2 separate regions of the Homo sapiens genome follow, and region 2 is linked to region 1. The links are chromatin contacts, found by Hi-C or POLR2A ChIA-PET in ENCODE. All regions are on one chromosome and are shown on one strand. Each heading gives the region's core, a stretch centred on a gene start or an enhancer-like site at or near the end of the contact. The rest is flanking DNA. Distances are from core to core; before and after follow the strand shown.

Evidence for each region. Hi-C counts contacts between places; a loop is a spot of excess contacts on that map. ChIA-PET counts read pairs that join two places held with the same protein, here RNA polymerase II (POLR2A). Pooled maps may share reads with other maps.
Region 2: a map of B cell shows a loop between it and region 1 (14-fold over the local background). The contact joins the promoter of KLRK1-AS1 here to the promoter of PRH1-TAS2R14 in region 1. A Hi-C loop is called at or near these places in 6 of 168 maps with a recorded cell type or tissue (B cell, CD4-positive, alpha-beta T cell, ascending aorta and 2 more), 2 of 37 single-sample maps with no recorded cell type and 19 of 50 pooled maps. POLR2A ChIA-PET finds 5 or more read pairs at or near these places in 5 of 52 experiments (CD4-positive, alpha-beta T cell, MCF 10A, activated CD4-positive, alpha-beta T cell and 2 more).

The regions. Positions count from the first base shown.
Region 1 is chr12:11,168,681-11,173,802 of GRCh38, forward strand. It overlaps PRH1-TAS2R14 (PRH1-TAS2R14 readthrough), which reads right to left and starts at 2,931. Exons shown (of 5, transcript NM_001316893.2): 1 at 2,742-2,931. SMIM10L1 (small integral membrane protein 10 like 1) reads left to right here and starts at 2,514. Exons shown (of 1, transcript NM_001271592.2): 1 at 2,514-5,122. The coding sequence starts at 2,677. The coding sequence ends at 2,883. PRH1-PRR4 (PRH1-PRR4 readthrough) reads right to left here and starts at 2,945. Exons shown (of 10, transcript NR_037918.2): 1 at 2,742-2,945. It also overlaps a transcript of PRH1 not described here.
Region 2 is chr12:10,361,058-10,366,179 of GRCh38, forward strand. KLRK1-AS1 (KLRK1 antisense RNA 1) reads left to right here and starts at 2,712. Exons shown (of 4, transcript NR_120430.1): 1 at 2,712-2,976. It overlaps LINC02598 (long intergenic non-protein coding RNA 2598), which reads right to left and starts at 59. Exons shown (of 3, transcript NR_170218.1): 1 at 1-59. RefSeq lists enhancers at 1-410, 3,183-3,232, 3,693-3,762.

The DNA.
Region 1 (5,122 bases), core at 1,681-4,180:
TCATGCCCAGCAGGCTGTTTACCATAAAGTGAATCAAATCTGCTATAAAAGCTGAAAAACAGTACATGATAAAAAGAAAATAAGAAAGATTACGACTCCAAAATCATTTATTTCCCAATGGAATGTTAATAAACCAAGGACTCCATCAGAATCATAATATTCACATAATTAATTCTACACTTTATCCAAAGGAAAAATGGCTGAGAAAAATTAGCTATTGTGAACCACCCCCACCTCCAAAAATTATCAGGCAGATAGCAAACCAAAGGGTTGAGTACTGATCAGTGTCCAAAAGGAAACGTACTTTTTTTCTAGTTTGGCATTAGCACAAGTTAATGGTGTGGTGTGAACATAAGTATAAAAATATTAAGCAGTATTAAACACAGCTGTTAAATTCTGGAGCTGGCTAACCTGATGAAAAGTCAGTTAAAGGAAGCTTCCAATGCCCAAGCCAGTCAATGCAGTTAATCTGTACAATCAAGCCATTTCCAATCATGAATTTTCTAATTTGTACAATCAAGCCATTTCCAATCATGAATACTCTAATCATGAATTCTCCTAATATCACCCTCAGCAAAAGAAGTGTGGATTAGGCATTCAAATCTAAACATCAAGGGGCAGATAAAAACTACAACCACCTAAATTATTGCTCCTATCCCACTCTCAGGTGGAAAGAAGGAAATCTTTCTTCAGCTCTAGAGCATTAAGGAGTAGGATTTGGAGCTTTGTGACTGTTCTTTGCCTATTCCCGTCCCATTGGAATAGGCCCTCAATCTGGCCATGTTATCAGTGGGTGGCTGCTATTTTCCCCACGGTCTCAGGGTGGAAGATAAGGTTTTCATGGAGTTACCCAGAAACGGAGCAAGTAGGGCGTAAAGGGTGGCACAAAAGAGGAATAGAAGACAGAATGAGTCCACATAGCTTTACATATTTGGAAATGAAAAATCCAGGACGTAATGACTCCTGTGACTCTGAATGGCTCTGTGTATTAGTCTTTCAGTTTTCAAAGGGAGTAAATTATATGTGTGAACTGAAACTATATATCTTCTCCCAGTTCTCAGAATTGATCATTTATTTTACATCGCTCTTCAGTCTCTATACCAGTATTTTAGAAGTTGTCATAAGTAATTCCTCTAAGTGCTACCTCGCTGGAGTGGTACTGGAGCAGCAAAGTAGCAAAAGAATACTAGCTGGGAACACAAAATTAATTTTTACAAATTTATCAGTGGCACGTTATTTCTACCAGTCATATAATCAGTAGACTATATAGAAACAGAGGTACTCTAGGGTACCGTACTTGTGCTCTGAATAGCTGCTAGACATGCAGTGCACGGTGCGATGTGTGGTATCTCAACAATGCTTTTCAGAACAAGACTGTAACCTTAAGGTCATGATCAGAAATCACACATTTGAATAATCCATGAATGAAGACGGTGTGTGCGATTAAAAAATACAGTGCTTTCTAGTTAAAATGGGAGATAAGTGAAGGTAATGAAATGTGCACCATTTAAATAACAAAAGTATTGTGGCTATTAGAGATTCACTGTGCTGTTACTCTAATGGTATTAAGAGTTTGGAAGTACAGGCCGGGCGCTGTGGCTCACGCCTGTAATCCCAGCACTTTGGGAGGCTGAGGCGGGCAGATCACGAGGTCAGGAGATCGAGACCATCCTGGCTAACACGGTGAAACCCCATCTCTACCAAAAAATACAAAAAATTAGCCGGGCATGGTGGCGGGCGCCTGTAGTCCCAGCTACTCAGGAGGCTGAGGCAGGAGAATGGCGTGAACCCGGGAGGCGGAGCTTGCAGTGAGCCGAGATCGCGCCACTGCACTCCAGCCTGGGCGACAGAGCGAGACTCCCGTCTCAAAAACAACAACAAAAAAAGAGTTTGGAAGTACAGAGTAGTATTCCAGCTCTTGGAGCCTAGCCACAGGTTTCACAGATGCATCTCCATGCAGAAATGGCTGAAGCTTCCACAGCTAATCTGAACTTTTTAAGGGTTTACATGGCTGGGAATATAATTTTGTATGTATGTCCTTATGTATATACGCGTGTGTGTCCACTAGTTTTTTGCTTGAATGTTTATCATTCCTGTCACTTGCAATTTAAATATTCCTAATAAATAGAAAAATCCAAAGACTAAGATTGTGATCCTTTTTATGTCTATGGTATATTATGAATACAGAGACCTTGTGCTTTTATTGGCGTAGGAATCATCTTGCCCTAATATTAATATTATGAAATCAAAAGGGTAAGATTCCTAACATCCCACATAACACAGCAGACAAACTAAAGTTTTAATCTAGCTTTGGCCCTTACAAATTTTGTGCCCTACGGCAAGTTACATCTCGCTTAGATTTTTTCATTTTAAAGTGGAACTATCTGCATGGATGTTCGTACATGCTATATAACACATCCTATTCCAGAGCCACCTACCATCAGTTGAGCTCTAAATGGTAAATGCCACAGTGAGAAGCAGACAGGAAGGGGCGGAGCGCCAGCGGCGCCCGGGGCTACGCGCCGCACTGCACCGAGCGGCGGCAGCGGCAAGCTTGGGTGTGAGCCCGGGAGCCGCTTTGCTTACCGTCCTGCCGGTCCCAGCCGTCGCTAGGAGGTCCGCGGGCCCTGCGGCAACCCTCGCTACAGACGCTGGGCGGGCGGCGACACCTGGCTCATGGCCCCCGCGGCGGCTCCGTCCTCCTTGGCCGTCAGGGCCTCAAGCCCCGCCGCGACACCCACCTCGTACGGCGTCTTCTGCAAGGGGCTCTCCCGCACCCTGCTCGCCTTCTTCGAGCTGGCCTGGCAGCTGCGCATGAACTTCCCGTACTTCTACGTCGCGGGCTCGGTGATCCTCAACATCCGATTGCAGGTACATATTTAGAGCCATGACTAAGCTAACGGCCTCCGGGGCCAGCATGATGGCCGACTCCCAGGGTCCGTTGCGGCGCGGCGGAGCAGCCAATGGCGAGCCCCACAGTCTCGCGAGAGTGCTCAGGCGCTCTTCGTGGCTGCCCTCTTAGCTGCTAGCGGAGCTCCTCAGGGGGCGGCCGGGAGCCTACAATCCCTAGAAAGAGAATACGCTGTTCCGGAAACAGAACTGCAGTTAAGACCCTCGAAAACATCTAAGAAAGTGTGCATCCTAAAACACCTGACGAATTTCAGAATGTGACAAAGCGCAGAGGATGCATTATTTCAAAACAAAACAGAAGGCTAAAATTTGCAGGAAAAAGAAAATCAGTAAACCGGGAATCCTCGGACTGGATTGTAAGCAAGATTTCAATGAATAAGAAGCTGAAGGTATTAAGGCTGTGATATAGAAGGTACATATTTCATCCCACAAGAGAAAACAATAATAATCAGAAATTTTCGGTGAAAAAAACGCAAAACTGTACAGGAAAATCATCCTCCAAGTACCAGACATAAAATGCTGCAAGCTTTTGAACTAATGGCGAGAGTGTAAGAAAATGGGCTCTACTTCAGTGATCCTGTGGCAGGACGTGGATCAAGACTTGGAACCGCAGAAAACGAAATCCCATAGTAGCACAAAGCTTGGCTGTTCAGTGAATAACATTTAAATAATCGTAAAATACAAATGTTGTTTATGGTTTTTATTGTTTAAGGGCATACTTAATTATGGTTACAAAGTGGAGTGCAAATGTTATTTACCATGTTTTAAAAATACAGCCGGAAAATACAAGTGGGAATGTTGAAGGAGGGCGGGGGAAGTAAATGGAATGGGGGTTATGTCCTTATAAAGTGGAAACTTGAAAGGTACTGTCTGTTGTTGAGTGGGGAAAGACATTTTTATTACTTACAGGGTAGCCATAAAGTTTCTAAAACGGTAATATATTAAAGAGGGAGAGTGGTAGGGGAGAACAGTATGAAGTCAACAGGAAATGGCTAAAGATGGAGAGCTCAGGTAGAATAGTTTAAAAAATGAAAATTGATAGAGTACCTGGTGTATTTGAATACAGCCTAGAGAGCTTTCATTTTCCAAAGAGTGTGGGGATAAATTAGTGAATGCATATTTTTCAAAATTAAGAAAACAGAACATATAATTTTGAACGCTGAGAAAAATAAAAATTTAAAAACTACACTGTATACACGGTATACCTCAACTGTGAATAATAGTAGTCATGTAAAGTCAGTCATAATTATGTAAATACTGAATACTGATTTTACAACAAATGATTCTATAACGCTGGGAGGATGGGAGAAAAGAGATGTGTGTGTGTGTAATGGTGGTGAGCCAATCAAGATCTGATATAGAAAAATGCAGAAAAAGGAGTATACACATGTTTTCTTCGGATTAAAAAAACTAATAATAAATCACCAAGAGTGGTAAAGTTTTAAATCAAGATCTGATATAGAAAAGTGCAGAAAAAGTAGTATACGCATTTTTTTTTTCAGGAAAAAATTAACTAATAAACCACTAAGAGGGGTAAAGTGTTAAAATAGTTGCATTGTTCTATATTCCACTCATTGTGTCCAGCAAACAGTGTTCTATGGCTTTAAGTAGTAAGCATCTTGCCCCGTCCAACACCATGTCTGGCCTAGGGTAATTGTTCTTTCTAGTCTTTATTCTTTGTCTCCAGCCAAACTCCATTTGGGCACATTCTCCTATAGCCTTTTCTACCTGAAGATACTCTGTGTTTTAAAGCTAAGCTTAGGTGGCGCTTTTTCCATTAAATTTTTCCTGGATTCCACTGACCATATAGGAGCTCACTTCTTTTAATCCATAAGGCCATTTTCATAGGTTGCCTTATTTTTCCCTAATCGTGCATCAACTGTCTGTTTTATATACCCAAGACAGGTTTCCTAGACTGCGATAAGCCAAAACATTTTAGTCTAAAATATCAGAAGTGTAGTTTAATCAATGAAATAGTAATACCAAGGGATTTAGAATCGTGGACATCACTGTTTCCCAGAGCACTGATGTCCCAATTTGTAACACAAAAGACTGTCTAGTCTTAATCCTGAAATGGTGACAGAGTAGGATGCTCCATTTGGGTGACTATGTGAACATATTCCTATAACTTTTTTCCTCACATCAGTCATTTGTTAAACCGAAGATGAAGAAACAGACTTTGTATTTATTACATCCTCCAACATAATTGGCA
Region 2 (5,122 bases), core at 1,462-3,961, 810 kb before region 1:
AGAAAACAGCTCCCTTGTAGAGACAGAGGGAGGAGGGATTTAAACAAAGAGAAAACCCCATGTGCTGCAGAAAAGTGGCCACTTATATGAGGAGGCTGTAGGAGGTGGTGTTTGATTTGCATAGGGCTAAGGGGATTGGTTTGATCAGGCATGTCACTCATGTAGCCCATGAAAAACTTGGCCCTCTTACCCTAGCCTTTTAATATGCAAATGCAGGGCATCATGATGTTCTATACTCATGGGGATATGTGGGGGCGGCCATGTTACCAGGCACATGTCGGGGCAAGAACAGGAAGAAGAGGGCAGGAATTGCCATGATTGGGTAGACCCAGTTTCTAATTGCTGGCATTCGCACATCAAAGCTTGCCAGGCAGCTCTAAGAGCCAGCGCTTTCCTGCTAGACAAGAAATGTTTCTGGAGCTGCCTTAAAAGAAACAAAAATTGCCCAAGGACCCCTTTTTTTCCCTATCTGCCTAAAAGAATTTCTTAGTAACTCCTATAATAGTATGTCAAAGTAAAAATAAAAATGCAGACACAAATCTCTAAATGTAGTGTTTTATTTGGGAAGAAAGAATTGCAGTTCAGGGCATACACGTGGTCTTCGGTATCTCCAAAGAGCAAAGAGAAGGTTAGAGGTTTTACATATTGCTTTTTGAGAAAGTTCATTGATATTTGTAAGGATTTGGTGAGCTGGCAAGCTCCGATTTTTGCGTGACAACAGTGTGAGCAAACATTAGTTCTAGAGTTGCAGTAAGCTACTTCAGAAGCTACAGATAAAACTGGTTTCTGGTTACAACAGGCAGTTTCAGCAGCCAGGCTTGCAGATAATTACATTCTTGGAGCAATGCTTTGTACCCAGAATGTTTTCCCACTGGATTCTCCACTCTGTTTTATTTAGTTATGAAAAGAATTACTCAATTTTTATAATCAACTTTCACACCTAAATTACCTCCCAAAGGCACCTCCTAATACTATACCATTGGGAGTTAGGATTTCAAATATGAATTTCAGGGAAACAGAAACATTCTGTCCATAACATTCTGCCCATGGCAAAGTTTATGTTCTTTTTGCCTGCATTTATTCTGTAAAAAGTAAAGTAGAGGTTGCTCTTCAAAGACTTTCCTCCCTAACTAATTAGGAATAAATAGTAACTTCTCTTAGAAGCAAAATTTATTCAAAGACCTGTGCTCCTAAATATTTGCCCTGGCATGCTTATACTGGTCCAAGCAAGCATTAGGTCATAGCCTGTTCCTCTTCCTTATTTAAAAGTGTTTTTACCTTTCTCAGCATTCCACAAGTTACTTCCTCCTTCCTTTGTTCTCCTCTACCTTTGCCTCTTTTAAAAAGTTCTAAATTGCTAGCCAGTCGGGACAAATACAGAATGTGAGGTCCTGTTCCAGTCAATGGAAACTGGATACAGCAGTAGGGTGGATGCGGCAGGTTATAAATGATGCTGTCTCCTTTGTTTGGTGTACACTCGTGGCAAAACTGCTGATGAGTATACCCTTTCTGCAGGAAGTAAAAAAAAAAAATGGCCACACTAAATAAATCTATGTTCAAGTGCTATTTTTTTATGGCACTGGGGAACAAGCATTTCAAACAATTTGGTGGCAGTCTGTATGGGGATACATTCTCCTCCAGGGGTGGTCTCCAGTCCTCTCTCATGAGGGAGTGCACTCCCCTACCTCATTGAAGGGGCCCTCAGGAATGACAAATTGAGACAAATAAACCCAGACTCTCAGCAACACAGAGAGAAAAAAAAAAAAAAGAAACTGGCCAGCAACCTAGCTTAAAGGATCCTCACATACTGTGGCGACAACTTTGTGCACAGGCCAAGAAAGAAGAAGCTGTGGGAGCCAATAAAGTATTTCCTTGGTGATCGGGACTAAAAAAAAAAAAAAAAAAAAAGCCACAGGACGGTAAAGCATTCCTTAGTTAGGACGTACCAAGGAGAGAGAAACTGCAGGGTCAGTAGATTATTCCTTAGTCGGGATGTCTTGGAGGTTAAAAATAGGTGAGAAATCCCCATAGAAGGGGTGTTGAACCTCAGAAAGAGGTGAGAAATCCCCATGAGGCGGGTTGAACCTCAGAAAGAGGTGAGGAATCCCCATGGGAGGGGGGCGTTGAACCTCACACAAACTCCCAGTAGTAAGAAAAATATTCAGAACCCCCCTTTCCTTTCTTCTTGGGGGAAGAAAGAATAGCCCCACTGCCACCAGTCCCTTCCCTAGGGAAAGGGGAAGGAGGGGGAAAACAGCAGCATAGGTGGCTGGCATGGAACAGGAATTAAAATAAATTACAGAATGTGTAAGCAAAAACTCAGTTGTATATAAGAAAACCCAATTCCCCCCTGAGGAAGAGAAAGAGCCGGAGTCCTTTAAAAATTAACTGCCTGTTTTCTGTGGCTAGTGAGCCTTATCTCTCCCTTTCCCAGGCATTATGAAGACCCTATTTCTCTAGCTGTGCAGCTGCAAGGTCACTAGACAGATAAACTCAAGTCATAAAACATGTTTTTCCTTGAAAAGAAATGATGTCATGTATGTCTCAATTGAATAACTGTCTTTGTTTCTTGCTTCTGTTATACGCTTCCCCCTGCACAAATCTTCCCCCACCCACGAAATGCTTAAAAGGTAACTTGACTCTTTGTTTGGGGCTCAGTCCTTTGGATGTTAATCCAAGTGGACCAGTGCACCTAAATAATAAATATCCTCCTCAATCCCTTGGTCTCTCTGATTCCTTATATATCCCGATACATTTCTGGGGGCTCATCAGGATTGGAGATGACAGATTTACTGTCCCCTTTGCCTGCGATACTAGGTCCCCGGGGCCAGGAGAGACCCGGCATCCAAGGTGTGCCACAGCTGAGCTTCACCCGGATATATAGACCAGCTCTCCCCACGTCCCAGCACCCTGCCTGGCAGCGCAATGGAACCGAGGATGGGGCTGCAGGACGATACCAGCACTTCAGGAACTGTGGTAAGGAGTATAGGCCCAAGGCAGGAAAGCCCGTCCCATAGGGACAAAGGGGAGCTTGATCACCTCCCAGGGACTGACCACTAATCCAACCCAGAGTGGCTGGGGGCAGCAGGAGTGGCCTGCCAATTTGGATGAAGCTTATGTCCCCACTAACAAAGTGAAAGTGGTTCACTGGATCTGGAGACAGGAACTGGGAGTGGTGTGTGTATGTGTGTGAATATGGGAGCCTAACTAGGCTCACCCAGGTCATGAGAGAGGCTCATTCCATCCGATGAGGACTCCTGCAGTAGGAGTGGTGTATGTGTGTGAAAGTGGGAGCCTAACTAGACTCACCCGGGACATGAGAGAGGCTCATTTCGTCCAATGAGGAATCCTGGGGCAAGGAAGGTGTGTGAAAGTGTGTGAAAGCGATGGTCTCGGGAGAGGCCAATGCAGGGAGTGACGTGGGGAGGCACAGATCCCTTAGCACGGGCTGTGTGCTCTGAGGCGAGTGTGGGGGGAAATCAGACCTAGGACATTGCATACAGCTGATAGGACGAGCTTTGCAGCTGTAGCAGGCTGTGACAGGGGAAGACACCTTCCTGGCTAAGCAGTGTCCGAAACTCCTGTAATAGGACCGGGTCTGCTGGACCTGAGAGTGAAAGTGAGAGTGAGAGTGAGAGTGTGCCGCAAGGGAGGAAATGGGAGGGAAAGCGTCAAAACCAACTCCTTTGGAGTGCATGATAAAAATTTTAAAGAAAGGATTTAGAGGTGATTGTGGGATGAAACTGGATGTTCAAAAGTTAAAGACATACTGTGAATTACAATAGCCCTCTTTTAGTGTCAGATGGCTGGCCGAAGGCACTGTAGAGAAATTGGCCGTGTGTTTTAAGGTGGTGACTAGGGTCGGAGGACAGCCAGGGCATTCAGACCTAGTCTTTATATTGACTCATGGCTAAATGTACGCAGCCCTGCCTAGCAGTTTATTGTAGAATGCTCGCAGCTCACGCCGAGATAAACCAACTGTGCTGGCAGCTACGGAGTTAAAGGGAAAGTCACAGAGGCTTCTAGCACCACCGATCCAAAAGTGAAAGTGAAAGTCAGCTGCCCTGGAAGCTATGCAGACCAAAAAAAAAAAAGAGTCTCAGGAAAGAGAAAACCAGTTTTGCAAGAATCACAGGATGGAATAGAGATCCTTCCTACCTATATTCCAATCTATCCCCCCTTACCAAGGCTAATTGCCCCTAAGGAGGTAAGTTCAAACAGATACATGCTCCCACTCTCACCTGAGAAGGAGAAATCGGAGCTCCAGGAAGTTAAAACGAAAGGCTCAAAAAGGTAGGCAGGCCGTCTCAGGTCAAGTCATGCCCAAGTTATGCTTCTGCCTCTTAAGAGGACAAGCAGACCCCCACTAGGACCCAGACGATGCAGTCCAGCTTCAGCACCTACAAAAGTGCCGAGAAGCACTTTTACAAAGGCTAAAGGATGTTAAAAGGAAAAGGCAACCAATATAAAAAAATCTCAGAAGTGCTCCATGGTGCAGATAAAAGCACCAGCCAGTTTTATAGGCATTTTGCTTGTACACTCTGTTTAACCCCGAGGCTGCTGAAAATCAGTGAATAGTAAATACGGCATTTGTAAGGCAGGCCCAAGGAGATATCAGGCATAAATTGCAGAAGTTAGAAGCTCCGTAGGTGTGAATGCTACTCAGCTTATTAAAGTGGCTACCAAGGTGTACATTAACTGAGACCAGGAGGCAAAGAAGAAAGCTGATTGGAGGCTTAATAAAGGCTTATTTACAAGCAGCAGCCCTTATGGGAAGAGAGGCTGGCTTTGCAAGGAGGCATAGATGCGGGTGTGAATGCAGTTGTGGAAAAGGCTAGTCTGGACAGCAATTTGAAAGCCAGCCAAGGCTAGAGAGAGATTAATGTACATGGTGCAAAAGAAAAGGACACTAGAAGGATAAATGTCAAAAGAATAAGGAGAATGGTCAAGGCCATGGTATGAAAAAACCACTGGCCAAGGGCTACTGCACCCAGGAGAAACCCAAGACTGCTGTGAAAGGCAGGATATAAAGGGTCAGAAAAAAGCTCAGATCTGCTCGAAAAGTGTCCAGTACTTAAGCTTTTACATAAGCCAAGAGGAAAGATGGCTTAGTAGTGAACAA